Linked DNA regions of Homo sapiens: regions 2 and 3 are each linked to region 1. A link is a contact called in ENCODE Hi-C or POLR2A ChIA-PET data. All regions are on one chromosome and are shown on one strand. The core of a region is the stretch at or near the end of the contact, and the rest is flanking DNA. Distances in the headings are between cores, read along the strand shown. Region 1 holds the start of ZNF689 (zinc finger protein 689). Region 2 holds the start of SETD1A (SET domain containing 1A, histone lysine methyltransferase). Region 3 holds the start of MIR762HG (MIR762 host gene).

What was found. A loop is a pair of places that touch in the nucleus more often than their neighbours do. ChIA-PET counts read pairs that join two places held with the same protein, here RNA polymerase II (POLR2A). Pooled maps may share reads with other maps.
Region 2: a loop to region 1 is called in a pooled map, with 4 times the contacts of the local background. The contact joins the promoter of SETD1A here to the promoter of ZNF689 in region 1. A Hi-C loop is called at or near these places in 4 of 50 pooled maps. POLR2A ChIA-PET finds 5 or more read pairs at or near these places in 2 of 52 experiments (HEK293 and PC-9).
Region 3: a pooled map shows a loop between it and region 1 (3-fold over the local background). The contact joins the promoter of MIR762HG here to the promoter of ZNF689 in region 1. A Hi-C loop is called at or near these places in 1 of 50 pooled maps. POLR2A ChIA-PET finds 5 or more read pairs at or near these places in 4 of 52 experiments (GM12878, HEK293T, HepG2 and 1 more).

What each region holds. Positions count from the first base shown.
Region 1 is chr16:30,609,027-30,611,805 of GRCh38, forward strand. ZNF689 (zinc finger protein 689) reads right to left here and starts at 1,363. Exons shown (of 3, transcript NM_138447.3): 1 at 811-1,363; 2 at 499-612. The coding sequence starts at 1,015. LOC124903678 (a long non-coding RNA gene) reads left to right here and starts at 1,448. Exons shown (of 2, transcript XR_007065051.1): 1 at 1,448-1,737. RefSeq lists a silencer at 1,053-1,102 and an enhancer at 1,390-2,359.
Region 2 is chr16:30,956,295-30,959,073 of GRCh38, forward strand. It overlaps SETD1A (SET domain containing 1A, histone lysine methyltransferase), which reads left to right and starts at 1,460. Exons shown (of 19, transcript NM_014712.3): 1 at 1,460-1,670; 2 at 2,423-2,587. The coding sequence starts at 2,438. RefSeq lists enhancers at 768-1,531, 989-1,118 and silencers at 1,719-1,938, 2,079-2,168.
Region 3 is chr16:30,874,135-30,876,913 of GRCh38, forward strand. MIR762HG (MIR762 host gene) reads left to right here and starts at 1,326. Exons shown (of 3, transcript NR_110942.1): 1 at 1,326-1,352; 2 at 1,896-1,984. MIR4519 (microRNA 4519) reads right to left here and starts at 1,189; the gene lies at 1,132-1,189. It also overlaps a transcript of BCL7C not described here. RefSeq lists enhancers at 1-609, 610-1,364, 899-1,158, 1,365-2,119, 1,429-1,638 and 1 more and a silencer at 2,039-2,098.

The sequences.
Region 1 (2,779 bases), core at 113-2,612:
GCTCCCTTCAACCAAAACCCAGAAAACTCTGAGAAGTTTAGGATCTCTTTGGTCCAACTCAAAGGTGGCTAGAGGCAGAGATCCTGGAAAGGAGGCAGAGGGTAGCACCTGTTAAAAGCTCACTGATTCTGGCTGGCTGCAATGGCTCACGCCAGTAACCCCTGCATTTTGGGAGGCCAAGGCAGGAGGATCGCTTGAGGCCAGAAGTTCAAGACCGAACTGAGCAAGACAATGTTTCTACAAAAAAAAAAAAAAAAAAAAAAGACGAAGAATAAGCCCACTGATTCATTCACACAGTGGAAAACTGCAGCTTGCAGACTGACATAGGAATCTCTGTGTGGTGGACCGGCCCCACACCACCAGACACAAGAGGCTGGGAAGATGAATATACTAAATACGCGGCACCCACCCCTAGCCCAACCAAAACTCTGGACAGAGCCGTTAGAGGTAGAACGTTATAGGAGGGCTGCAGGCTCTGCGTGGTTATTTAGCACTCACTTCTCTGGACTGTTAGCCCTCTCGGGTACTCCTGCGGATCTAGAGCAGCCGGTTCCCAGTCATCGGTGTTTCGTTCCAACCAGGAGATGAGGGCTGGTTTGGGACCTGCGCACCCTGGGGAAAGAGAACAAATCAGAAGGCCAGCTCCTAGATCACGCCGAGTAGTATCTCCCCGACGGCACCTCCTGCTAAGCCCCTGCCCACCTCCCCTGACAACCTGGTCGCCTGCCAGGACCGTGGCCTCCCTGCCTACACCCTCTCCGGCTCCTGCATCCCTTCGCGCCCCGCGGCAGCGGATGGGGCCGGCCTCACCGAGCGCGCCCAGGTGACCGTAGGTCTCCCGCATCACGTCCCGGTACAGGGCCCTCTGCGCGGGCCGCAGGCAGCCCCACTCCTCCGGGGAGAAGTACACGGCCACGTCCACGAACTTCAGAGCCCTCGGCCTCCTGCCCCTTTTCCGACTGGGTCTGGCCTTTCCTGGTCCCTGCGCAGGGAGCGGAGCCGAAGGTGGCGCCATGGGACCCGAGAAGCCGGCGCCACGGCCTTCCGTGTCCAGGCCTCGGCCCTCGGGCGCTGGCGGCCCCTGGGATCGAGGAGCCCCTGCCGGACCAGGGCTGAGCGTGGCCGGGGAGGCCCGGAGGGAATCGGAATTGGTCGCCCGCGGGGCTAACGGAAACCTTTTGCTGTTATTCAGGAAACTCCTGCCCGAACTTGGGTGAAAGGCACCGGAAGATGCCTTCGGGGAAAATGGCGGCGCTGCTACCGCACCGCCTTTGCCTGGAACACAGGCAGCTTCCAGCTATCGATTTTATTGACCGGAGCGCCATGCCGGCTTCCTAACCTCTTTGCCCTCAAGTGTAATGGCGCTGCGATTGGGCTTCACGCCGTCTTTTTTCCCCTCCCCAATACGCGCGTTCATTGGACGAGAGCCGAAGATCGAGCGTTCTGATTGGGTGCTAGCAAAGGCGGTCCGTTTGAACGAAGCCAAGAGCTGCATAAGGGCAGGAAGCTGGACTGCTAGGATCAGGCGACTACAAGGAGTTGTGAAGCGACTTGCACCGACCTGGGGGCAGCAAGAGGCCCCGGGGCTGCTTTCCGCTGTTCGACTCTGGCAGGCTCAGCCAATCACTGAAGGAGGGAACGATTTGAGCGATGGAGCCACTCTGGCCGAGTTAGAGCTGAGATTATCCTGAGTTCCTTTTACTGGTGTTCTCAGAGCATCCTTGACTTTGGAGAATGGTTATCTTCTTTGTTTGCCCTTTAGGGGAGGGAATTATGGTTAGCATTTCCTGGGGGCAGGCGCCATGCCCAGCATATTACATATTTCATCTTTATTATTTTTTATTTTTATTTTATTTATTTATTTTTGAGACAGAGTCGTGCTCTGTCGCCCAGGCTGGAGTGCAGTGGCGAAATCTCGGCTCACTGCAGCTTCCACCTCCCACGTTCAAGCGATTCTCCTGCCTCAGCCTCCCGAGTAAGTGAGATTACAGGCGCGTGCCACCACTCCTGACTAATATTCATATTTATTAGCAGAGATGGGGTTTCACCATGTTAGCCAGGCTGGTCTCGAACTTCTGACCTCAAGTGATTCACCCACCTCGGCCCCACGAAGTGCTAGGATTACAGGCGTGAGCCACTATGCCCGGCCTTATTTTTATTTTTTTGAGACAGGGTCTCACTCTGTTACCCGGGCGGGATGGAATGCAGTAGTGCAATCTCAGCTCACTGCAGCCTCTAACTCCTGGGCTCAAGCAATCGTCCTGCCTCAGCCTTCAGAGTAACTGGGACTACTGGTGTGCACTACCACGCCTGGCTAATTTTTTATGTTATTTGTTGAGTCAGGGTTTCCCTGTGTTGCCCAGGCTGGTCTCGAACCCTTAGGCTAAGTGATCCTCCTGCCTCGTCCTCCCAAAGGGCTGGGATTACTGGCATAAGCCACAGCACCGGAGCCATTAGTTATTCGCTTTTTTTTTTTGAGACTGGGTCTCATTCCGTTGCCCAGGCTGGAGTGAAGGCATGCACCCACAGTGCTCTGCTAATTTTTTGTATTTTTGGTAGAGACGGTGTTTCGCCATGTTTCCCAGGCTGGTCTCGAACTCCTGAGCTCAAGCAATCCGCCCACCTCGGTCTCCCAAAGTGCTGGGATTACAGGAGTGAGCCACCACACCCAGCCCGTTATTAATTCTTTACTAGCATTTTGTGAACCAATGGTTATCATCCTGGTTCTACTAATGAAGAAACGATCTCAGAGGGATTCCATGAGTTTCCAGGGCCATAC
Region 2 (2,779 bases), core at 210-2,709, 350 kb after region 1:
GAATCTCTCTTTGATTTGAGAAAAGGAACCAGTGCCTTTCAACTGGAACAGAAAGGAATCTGATCTCAACACCTATGCCTCCACGTAAATTATTTTTTTCAGCCTTATTTCCCTCAAAATTGTAGAGTCCTAATCTTCTTCTATCTTGTGGTGTGAGACCTTGGATAAGTCTCCCTTCCACCTTTTCCTATTACTTAAAATGGTGAATTTGCATAAACCAGGCTCTAAGGGTCTTTTCTGCACTGTTCGGATGTGTACAAATTGACATCCAAGTTTAAAGGAAGACTCTGAAACTTAGGTCAATGACTTGCCCAAGGCCATATAGCGAGGGCCTGATGTACACATATCAGGAGCTTGGGGCATCCTCAGCTCAGGAAAAGGGACCTCCTGGGAGTGCCTGCGCCCACACGGGATCAAAACGGTGCCCAGCCTTCAGAAACCTCAGCCCGAGTTCCAGGGGTAGGCCTGGGCCGCTGCTGCCCTTGTGCGGAGGCATCCCGTGAGCATAGGGCGCCATAGCCAAAGAAGCGGGCAGTGGGACCATGACGCCAGGAGGACACACCAGTCCAGTCCCGTTCCTGTAGGACCTCGTTTATTATTACAAGGCCCATTTAAGGGCACTTAGGCCCCACTAGGCTCATCAGAAAACCTTGAGGCGGTCCCTGGATTTAACCACTAATGGTGGGTTTGAGTACGGCAAAGTAGGGCACCTTCTACAGGCCTCACTCTCCCCATCTGGCAAATGGGCATCCTAAGCAGCCAGACACCCAAGGGCAATAACGGGAAGGAAAGGTACCCTGCATTTATGTGCGAGGCGGGGCAAACCGCCTGAGTCACCGCTCACGGTTGTGTTTTTCCACCTCCCGGCCGTCCCTCCCATCCGGGTGAGTCCTCGTGGGTCCTCCCGGAGGCGCCCCCTAGTCCCAGGCTCTGCACGCCCTGGCCCCGCCCCTTGACTCGGCCCCGCCCACAGCGGAATCCGCAGATTCGCCAGGTCGGATCCTCAGAATTCCTCGGGTCCCTCGATACTCGGCTGAAAATTCTCATCGGACTCTGAGAGGAGCGCTGGGCTGGAGGCATTTTCCCCAGGGACAGAAGCGGGCTATTCTCTCACTTGGGCCAGTAAGAAAAATCCAAAAAAAGTTGTCGACTCTGCCAGCAGGGATTGGCTAACGGGCCGTTATTTTCTTGACTCCACCAAGGCGGATGAAGGGGAGGCTACGGCTGAGGCCGGGAACAGTGGCGAATCTGCAGCCTCTCAGAATTTGGCAGTGCAAGGAAGGGACGGGGAAGAGAAGCAAAGCGGCGCGCATCCTGTCCAGCGATTCGCCCCGCCCGCCCGGTGAATCTGCGTCTGCAGAACGCGCCACTGAAGGTTCCCCAGCGCTGGCTGGCCTCCTCCCCTCCGCCCCGCCCCTTTTCCTCAGGGACTAGTCGCAGCTTTCGTCGCCGCCGATTCGTCAAGGTCCCGGGCCGCAGCATCTAGATCGTCGTGGCGAAGCCGACTCTCCGGGGGATGCGGCCAATCTCCAAGCTCCCTGGGCCGCAACTTCCGAGCCTCCCAGGGCGCCGGCCGAGGCGAAGCCGCTACCCTCGGCCCCGTGGGTCCCCCGGCAGCGCCTGTGGCGAAAGTGCGAATGCAGACCCTGTGCCCGCTGGGCCTCGCGCAGGTGGCAGTGGTGTTTGGTGCGCGCGCCGGGGAGGTGGTGGTGGGGGGGCGCCGCCGCCGCCACCGCTGCGGGGCCGGGTCTCGCGCTGCCGCTGCCGCCGCCTCGCGCCGCTGAGGTGCCGCGCGAGGTGGGGGGAGGGGGAGCCGCTCGCCGGGAGCGGGTGAGTGGGGCCGCGCGGCGCGCGTGCGCGGAGACCTGCTGGGGGGGGTGCAGAACGCGCCGGGGCGGGAGGAGAGGGCAGCGGTGCACGTTCCCCCCACCCCCCCGCCCGGATTCGGGGTCGAAGCCGGGTCTCGGGCTCGGTCTCGCGGTGTTTCCAACGCCCCGAAGAGGTGCCACCTTTCGGCCGGAGGATCGGGGCGCGGGGAGGAGAGCGGGTGTGTGGGAGCCGTGGCCGGGCTCGGCCCGGGCCGCTGGCCGGTGAGGAGGCGGGAGGGGGCGGGGCCTGCAGGGGGCGGGGGAGGGGTCTTGCTCCGAGGCCAAGTGGGGCGCGCGCTAGGGAGAGCGGGAAGGTAAGGGGGCTCGAGACGGGCCTGGGGGCCTGACAGTAGAGTTGGGAGGTGGAAAGAGGCTGGGTTGTTGTGGCGAAACAGAGGGTACTTGGGGGAGAATCCGGGGGAGCCCCGGGTCAGGGTGAGGGTTGGAAACTGGAGTGATGGGAGAACCTGGAATCGGGGCTAGCCAATGAGGAAAGGCAGGGGAGTCAGGCCCCAAGTCCTGATCCTTCTTGCGTGTCCCTCTTCCCCTAACAGTGTAAATGAGCAAAGATGGATCAGGAAGGTGGGGGAGATGGGCAGAAGGCCCCGAGCTTCCAGTGGCGGAACTACAAGCTCATCGTGGATCCTGCCTTGGACCCTGCCCTGCGCAGGCCTTCTCAGAAGGTGTACCGCTATGATGGAGTCCACTTCAGTGTCAACGTGAGTGCCCGGGTCTTTGGTTGCCATCCGGGGAGCTCCAGGCGCCCGTCCTCTGTGATTCTGTTCAGCACCTAGAACGGTAGCCTGCCTTCTTGAAAGTGGGCAGTTGGACCCAGCTCTTCTGCATGTGTGTGTCCAGATGGGCTGCTTGGAGCTCCCTAGCCTGGATTCACCCTGAGCTCTCTTTCTGCT
Region 3 (2,779 bases), core at 76-2,575, 270 kb after region 1:
ACAGGTGTGTGGCACCACATCCGTCTAATTTTTGTATTTTTAGTAGAGACAGGGTTTCACCATGTTGGCCAGACTGGTCTTGAACTCCTGACCTCAAGTGATCTGCCCGACGTGGCCTCTTAAAGTGCTAGGATTACAGGCGTGAGCCACTGAGCCCAGCCTAAATTCAATTATTAAACTCCTTGAGTTAATTAAAGGGTAGCCAGGTGCGGTGGCTCATGCCTGTAATCCCAGCACTTTCAGAGGCCGAGGCAGGAGGATCGCTTGAGCCCAGGAGTTCCAGACCAGCCTGGACAACATAGCGAGATCCTGACTCTACAAAAAACAGAAAAATTAGCCGGGCGTGGTGGCGCGTGTTTGTAGTCCCAGACACTCCTGAGGTTGAGGTGGGAGGATCACCTGAGCCCTCGGGAGGTCGAAGCTGCAGTGAGCGGAGATCGCACCGCTGCACTCCAGCCTGGGGGACAGTGAGGCGGTCTCAAAACAAAACAAAAACAAAAGGGGAGGGCGGGGGGAAGACTTAAAGACCCCTGAGCCAGGGCCATTATTATTTAACTTGGTCGGGTCTCTGAACCATTCGGAGGAAGCTTGGGTTTCTATCCTTCCCGACTGAGCCACAGACCTGAGTCTTGACTCCGGATAAATCACCCCAGACTGTTTTTCTGTCTGTGACACGGGAACGGCAGCTTCTGCCTCGCGAGGTGGAGAGAGAATGAGAAGCGCCGTGTGTGGCGCGCCTGACACGGTCAGCTCGCGGGTGGAGGCCCGGAGCAGAACGCCCTCGGGCGCCCGCTCTTGCAGCCGCACTGGAGACCGGGAATGGCTCCGGCCACGCCTCTGCCGACTGCGGCAACGCGAGGGACAGCTGGTCTCCGGGGTTGCAGCGTAACGCCCTCCTTCCCGGCCTCATCTTTCCTGACTGCATAACGGGCATACAGTGGGTTCCATGGCGCAAGGGAGCTGAAGAAGCCGCCCGCCCCCAGCTCGCCCGGGATCCTCACGCCCCTATAACGCCCCGAGGGGCCACGATGCTGCCCACAGCCCAGATCGCGAGTGCGGACCCTGCGGGAGGGTCTGGCCTAGATGCGAGTTTCCCGCCGCAGACCAGGCGAGGCCACGCGACATATCCCCTACCCGCTTACTGCAGGCCGCAGACGGAGACAGTGCAGCCCTGCGCACTGCTGAGGTTGCCCGAGGTCTCAGCCTCGGCGGGTCGGGAACACGCGGCGCGCGCCCGCGCCCCAACCGGAAGTCCGCCACCGGCCGCTCTAGCACGCGCAGGGCTGCGTCTGTGGCCTTAACCCTTCCCAAGGCTGCGCCGCCGGCCTTTGTCTCCGCGGAGCGTCACAAAGGTTGGAAGGGTCGCGGGGCCTCTGGGTGCCGAGCTGCAGATGCCTCCACTGCGAGCACAGCCCTGAGACAAGGGCCCAGGCGCCCAGCGGGGCTGGTTTCACTCAGTCCAGCCGCACCTACCCGTGCCCTCACCAGATCTTAAGATACAGACATTAAAACCTCCACCGGGCCGCGGCACAGGACAGCAGTTTTACTTTCTGTTTTTGGCATTGCATTGCCTCCATTTCCTAGAGTGCACGTAATAAATACCGCTGGTGATTCCAAAATATAAAGGTTGAAAATATTTACTTTACAAAAATTTGGTTCCCATACTGCTTTTAAGGCCATCCTCTGCACTTGGTTCCCGCTGCTCCTGATGTGGTTGAAAGATGGATGACCCCAAAGACGAGGAAAAGATTATTGGCTCCATTTTTTAGATGCGGCAGCCAGCTAAGGTCTAGACAGGGGAAGGGACTTGCCCCAAATCACAGTTAGAGCAAATCAGTCTGAATCAGGAATAACTCCATTCCTATCCCGCATCCTGCCCTTTCACTACGCCACAGCTGCCTGGCTGCCTGGAGGAACAAAGGAGGGCCGGGCAAGAACGCCATTACCAACTGCAAATCCACAGGCAAATGCAAGAGGACAGAAAGTAAGTTCTTGGGCTCTGCCCTTGTGCCGTACCCGGAGGGGTTCTGGGGTCACCAGCCAGGTGCATCCCTGCCTTCACAGCCATGCACAGCGACACCCAGTTAACTAATGGGGGGGATTATGCCACTTGCTGGGTATGCCTGTGCCACCAGTGCACTCACTCTGTGCCTGGGGAAATAACCACGGATGAATCTGGGGATCCCCTGGGCCCACTGTGAAATGGACCTGAGCTAAAACTCCATTGATCACAGGACCTCAGGGATCTTTTGGGTCTCGAGAACAGAATTGGATGCTACAGGAGAAATGTAACCAGAAAAGGATTAGGATTTTGCCAGTAGAGAAAGGGAGATGTGCTTGCTTTCATTCATTTATCATTAATGAGCACCTACTGTATGCCAGGCACCACACTAGGCCCTAGGAAGACAGAGATTATGAGACAGATGTGGCCTTATTCTAGCAGGGGAAGTGAGATGAAGGAGGTGAGAAAGAGGAAGTATAGTGACTAACCAGGGACCTGACCTAGTTTGAAGGTCAGGGAACCTTGGAGGAGGTGAAATCAAACCCAAAGCCTGAGATAAGAGAGAGAAGGGGAGGGTGGAGGGAAGGAAAGGGCTTCACAGACAGAGGGAACGGGAGTGCTAACAGCCTGGCCAGCTTCCTTGTGGTAGAAGTTCTATGCATGAGTTGGAAGAAAGCTTGGGGAAAGGGGCAGGAGAGGTGGGCAGGGGCCAAATCCAGCAGGGGCTTTTCTACCATAAGGAACTTGGTGGGAGAACTCCATGGGCAAAAACAGGTG